Linked DNA regions of Homo sapiens: region 1 is linked to region 2. The links are chromatin contacts, found by Hi-C or POLR2A ChIA-PET in ENCODE. All regions are on one chromosome and are shown on one strand. The core of a region is the stretch at or near the end of the contact, and the rest is flanking DNA. Distances in the headings are between cores, read along the strand shown. Region 1 holds the start of RASGRP3 (RAS guanyl releasing protein 3). Region 2 overlaps BIRC6 (baculoviral IAP repeat containing 6).

Evidence for each region. A loop is a pair of places that touch in the nucleus more often than their neighbours do. ChIA-PET counts read pairs that join two places held with the same protein, here RNA polymerase II (POLR2A). Pooled maps may share reads with other maps.
Region 1: a map of CD8-positive, alpha-beta T cell shows a loop between it and region 2 (4-fold over the local background). The contact joins the promoter of RASGRP3 here to the enhancer-like site in region 2. A Hi-C loop is called at or near these places in 1 of 168 maps with a recorded cell type or tissue (CD8-positive, alpha-beta T cell) and 7 of 50 pooled maps. POLR2A ChIA-PET finds 5 or more read pairs at or near these places in 2 of 52 experiments (MCF 10A and activated T-cell).

What each region holds. Positions count from the first base shown.
Region 1 is chr2:33,475,399-33,478,098 of GRCh38, forward strand. It overlaps RASGRP3 (RAS guanyl releasing protein 3), which reads left to right and starts at 1,251. Exons shown (of 18, transcript NM_001139488.2): 1 at 1,251-1,309. RefSeq lists an enhancer at 587-906.
Region 2 is chr2:32,558,012-32,560,711 of GRCh38, forward strand. All of the region lies in intron 65 of BIRC6 (baculoviral IAP repeat containing 6), which reads left to right. All of the region lies in intron 1 of BIRC6-AS2 (BIRC6 antisense RNA 2), which reads right to left. Among named protein-coding and RNA genes, the nearest start is that of BIRC6-AS2, 15 kb to the right of the region's middle. Within about 2 kb of position 1,345, at least 2 of the 41 ENCODE cell types and tissues checked have a DNase peak (open chromatin) inside an H3K27ac peak, as active enhancers do.

The DNA.
Region 1 (2,700 bases), core at 1-2,500, 920 kb after region 2:
AGACAAAGCCTAAATATAAAAGATTACTCACACAGGCTCTTACACTGAGTAAGATATTATGTGTTAAAAATCAGGGTTAATAGTTTAACAGGCACATTATGGTTCAGAAATCCCCTGGGGGACTTCAACCATCTTTTCTGGATGTTCACTTTGCCAAATAGGCTGCCTCTATGTCATATCTCTACCTGAAGGGCAGGCTCAGACACTGATTCGGGGAAGTGTCACCCTTACTATACCAAGAAGTCAGACATCCAAGGTCAGACACTACGTAAAGTCAGATACTTCAAGGGCTTTCCTTGGAAGGGAGGATGAAAAGGGAAGGGTGGGAACATCAGCTCAGGTGAGACATATGAATTCAACAAAACATCAGGGATGGTTTGCCACGTTTGCGAGCAGCACAGAAAACGGCAGTTTGCTCCAAGTTCCCAGCACACCAAAGGGGGCAGTAGTGCGTCTGTAAAGCGCGTTGTCAACTTGGTGATAATTTCTGTTTGCATTCACACTCGCCGGCTGATAATCTCAGCTGCTCGATGCAATTCAACAGATAACAATGCGGAAGTTTGGTCTAAAGCTACCTGAAATCACTTCCAAGAGCTCTTCAGATAAAGCTGCCTTTGATAGTCTTCATTAACCCCTCCCATATTTGCCCCTCAGCGTCCCTTGGCTTAGCAGCCCCGGCCTTTGAAGTCCAACCTAAGCATTCTTAGATGGTGAGTGAGGGTCTGCCTTCCCCAGCACCAGCCACCTAGTCAGGCTTGTGGCTCGTCTAACAAACTGGAGCCTGAGATTCTGAGAAAACGAAACCAAACAGTTGTACTCCGGGGTTAACACAGAGCAACTTCCACCTGCTGTGCGAGTTGGTGATCCTCTCTCTTGCCGTTCGAGAGCCCCAGTGAAACTTGAGTGAGATGAGAGAGCATGGAGCCTGCCAGTCTCCCCCTCTGCGCACACACACACGCAAACACATTTAACTTTCCACTTGCAGTGACCTGCCCTTCAGTGTGACTTATCAGCTGTTTGGCTTTTGTCACTAAAGGAAAACAAATTGTGGAATATCCCGCTCTGCATGCTCATGAGATGGCTGAGCCAACTCAGGGGTTATGAGGTGGTTTGCGAGTGAGGAGAAGAATGATCTTCAGTTTCTGACCTCCTGGCACGGTGGCGGGCGGTATTTATCAGGAGGTACATGTGACTGGTTAAGACTCAGAGCCCCAGCTTGAAGGAAACAGCTGCTCTCGGCGTGCTCCGGCACTTGGCAGCTGGACAGGCAGAGTGCTGATGTGAAAAATACCACGACAAAACCACCCTAGTAAGTAACTGGAGAACTTTCCTCTCTCTCTCTCTCTTTCATTCCCTCTCCGTGTGTGTGTGTGTGTGTGTGTGTGTGTGTGTGTGTGTTGCAAGCCACCAACAACTTTTGATTTTGATTTTGGTTTCCCTCTGGCACGATAGAAGGAGATATTTTATTTGTACCTGTTAACAGCCATTGGTGTTTTCACAGCCCTTTTTTAGAACCTGTTATTTTCGGCAACGTGTCTTGTAACTTTGAGGATGAATGGGGCATATGGCTTCATTCCTGTCTAGGAAACAGAAAGTTTGTTTCCCAGTGTTCAAGATTTTTCTAGTCCATGGTGTTTAGGTTCAAAGTCAAGTTCAGGTTATGAAGTAGAGACTTCATTGAAGTGAGTTGATGACTAGATTTGATTTTAATCTGTTTCTACCACTGAAACCTGAAAACGTAGTTGTTTAAAGTAACTTGTGAATTTATTGTATGGCTGATTTGATTTTTCCTATTCAATTTTTGAGAATATCTCATTTAACTGTGTAGAACTGTCTGCAATATAGAAGACTGACAAAATAATATTTAGATTCACATTAGAAATCATATTTAGATTTCTTGCATGGTTTCCAACTAATTGAAAGCTGTATTTTATAGCGACTTTTTTTCCCCCCAACAAGCTAATTCACCTTCATTACTTTAAAATGTTCAGTTGCCCCTGGTCTTCCTTCACCTTCATTACTTTAAAATGTTCGGTTGCCGCTGGTCTTCCTTATTTTAGTGTTTTCGTGATACTCAGGCTGTTTTTTCCTTGTTTATGACCTGACTGGGAAAGTGCTGCCTGCAGCTGATGATTAACTCTGGGAGGCCTGGCATCCAAATTACGGAGAGAACCGGCTCCTTCTCAGGTTCATTCAGCAGTAATGGTGCTTGCGCTTGGGCGAGCAGCAAAGCAGGCACCATGCTGGAACTGAGCTGTTGTTCGGTGACTTTTGTCCTTCCTTGGTAGTCACCAGACAGAATGCTTCAGAGGAAAGGCAAAAGGGGAAAAGAGAGAGGGCAGAGCTCTAAACTGATGACGTAAAGCTCTGAAAGTGACAGGTCTTTGAATCAGAGGCTGCAGGGAGATAACCAAACAGGTTCCTGTTTCTGGAGATCGCGTGGATCTTGAGGAGGGTGGGCAGAGAGGGGCTGTTTTTATTTGAAGTCTCACCAAATAGTTGTTTTGCTTGTGATAAGCCTAGGACAACCTGGAGTGCGCTTGTTTCCTCGTGTGACAAATGGATTCTCATACAGGCTCAAGCTATACGGTTTTCTTTCGCCCTCTGCCCCCTGCCATGAGGGAACACTGTTCTCTCCCCACCCTTACCATCCTTTGTTGTTTGTGGAGAATGGATTAAAAATGACCCAGGGCACGGCAC
Region 2 (2,700 bases), core at 95-2,594:
CTAGAAAATGTATTTACTAGCAGAGAGCTAGTAAATGTATTTATTATACATGTTGCATTTCTTGCGTAGTTTTTCAGTGTGCAGTCCTACTTTAGTCTGTTAACGTGTTGGAAAATGATAGTAAATGAGTGTATTTTAATAGAATTTAAAATCTGTTGTTTTTAACATTTGGGCTGAAGAGCCGAAAATATAATGAAAATGTAGAAGTTAGATTCTGCCATTTACGTATTCTGTATTTACTTAGATACTTAAAAATTTTTACGTATCTAACTAGGCTGATGTATTTAATGTGAACTGCAATTTATATACAAAAAACTACACATACTTAGTGTATACAATTCGGTAAGTTTAGAACATCAACTCCTTTTTAAAGCAACTCTTTTGGGGAGCAGTTGAGCAGAATAGGGATTTAAATAATTTTTTCCTTTGAAGATTAGAGGATCATTGTGTCATTAATTTTATAATCTAGTATTGAAATTAATTCCATTTTACTAATATTTTGAAAAAGCAATTAATAGCAGAGTTTATCTCTTAATAAAAGATTTATTTCCACAGATTAAACACATCACATATTTAAGCTTAAAATAATGGAGTTACTAAATGTCAGAGTTTTAAAATAATTAAAAGAGAAGTGCTGCTTACCCTACATTGCATCAGGAGTAAAGTGTTATCAGATATGTTGCTTTAGTCCACAATAGTGATGAATGAACCTTTTCTCTTCACGGAGGGCTTGTGAACAAAAGCTGAACAAGCTTCATATCAAAGATGGCAAATGTTTTCAGTATATCCTGAAGGGATGTATCTTCGCTGTTAGTAATCTGTGGTAAATTTCACTGTAACTATTTGATGTAAATTGCTAGCCTCTGCAAGTAAGTCACACTGTAAATAGGCTCTATTTTTTAGTTTTTTTAGGTTTTTTATATGCTGAATCACATATTTCCTCCAAAATGCTAATGTTTATGGTTATTTCTTTTGAATTTTCTGTCTGATGAACCTTTACACTGTTCTTTTTCTTTTCAGCTGTTTGAAGATACTTTTCCCCATTGAAATGTTTTAGTTCCAAATGCAGAAAGTGATTTTATTCCTCTCCCTACTACCAGTTACTACTATAAAAATGAAAAAAATTGTTTATTGGCATAAGTTTTGTAATGTCACACACCCGCATCTGTAGCTGTTGATGACAATTCCAAGATAGTCTTCAAGCTATGCATAAATCAGCAAACAGGCCCTTTTGAGGATTGGAAGGATAGTGACTTCACTTGCCTGGTTGTAAGCTGTAACACTGATTAAACATGCATTTGGTGCTTGCTGAGTAAAGGAGCTGCAAGCTGCACTTGGAGACATGGTGTTGCATAACAGCGTGTTGTGCCTCTGTTCTTTGTCAGGCAGGCGCACATTGAATCCTGTAATAACAATGAAGTATGTGTAAAGGAGCTAAATTTGAAGACATCTAAGGGTTTTCTGATGAAGCTCTTCATGGCAAAAATAGAATGAAAGAATTCAAGATTGAAGTAGTTTTTATGTTGTTTTGTGCTTTAACAGGCAGGTTTTTATTAAGGGTTTATTATCTTTATCCATTCTTGTTGCTTGCTGACCACCGGTACACATTAATTTACAATAAAAGCACATGTCTTAAAAGGAGAGCATAAATCAGCTCTACATTAGTTTTCCAAGTTCTCCTCTTGGTTGGGGGGGTCTTCAAAATCTTTAAAAAAAAAAAAAAAATAAGGCCGGCACAGTGGCTCACACCTGTAATCCCAGCACTTTGGGAGGCCAAGGCCGGTGGATCACCTGAGTTCAAGGGTTTGCCTGGCCAACATGGTGAAACCCTGTCTCTACTGAAAATACAAAAAAATTAGCCAGGTGTAGTGGCGGGTGCCTGTTATCCCAGCTGCTTGGAAGGCTGAGGCAGGAGAATTGCCTGAACCCGGGAGGCGGAGGTTGCAGTGAGCCGAGATCACGCCACTGCACTCCAGCCTGGGCAACAGGGTGAGACTTCATCTCAAAAAAATAATGACAACAATAATAATAAATCCGATATAAATAACACATGTCAGGTTCCAGACATAGGCATAGATTGTCATATGCATTAATATAGAATTTGACTTAAAGAAAAGCATACTTACGTAACTAATGGTTGTCAAGAAAAATACAGAAATACAAAAAACTTGATATTTTTAGTTTAAAATGAAGAAATTTGATATCTTGAGATATTTTTTAAAGTACAGTAATGAAATTTAAAGTTCTTTTTAAAATTTTAAAGATTTTTGTAAAATAAACACACAATTTTATCTCTCACATTTTTTGGACTATTCCCAGTCTCGTGTGCCAGTGCTTATTATTACCTTGTTTTGCTAGCTTTTGCCTTCATACTCCTTGATATGAAGAGAATATCTTCTTCTATTTCCATAATGTAAGATTCCCAGTTGGCCTCTCCTAATGCTAACTCAATAGAGTAAAATATATACCAGTTAAATAAGAGGGAATAGCATGTTTCATTTATTTCAGAGGAGCTGTGTTGTTTTCTCTATGCCCTTTTGTTTACATGTGAATATAATGTAACTATATATTTTTTCTTTTTTCTTCTTCAGTCATAGTCTTCTCTGCCACCCGGGCTGGAGTGCAGTGGTGTGCTCATAGGGCACTGCAGCCTTCAATTCTTAGGCTCAAACATCCTCCTGATTAGCTGGGACTACAGGC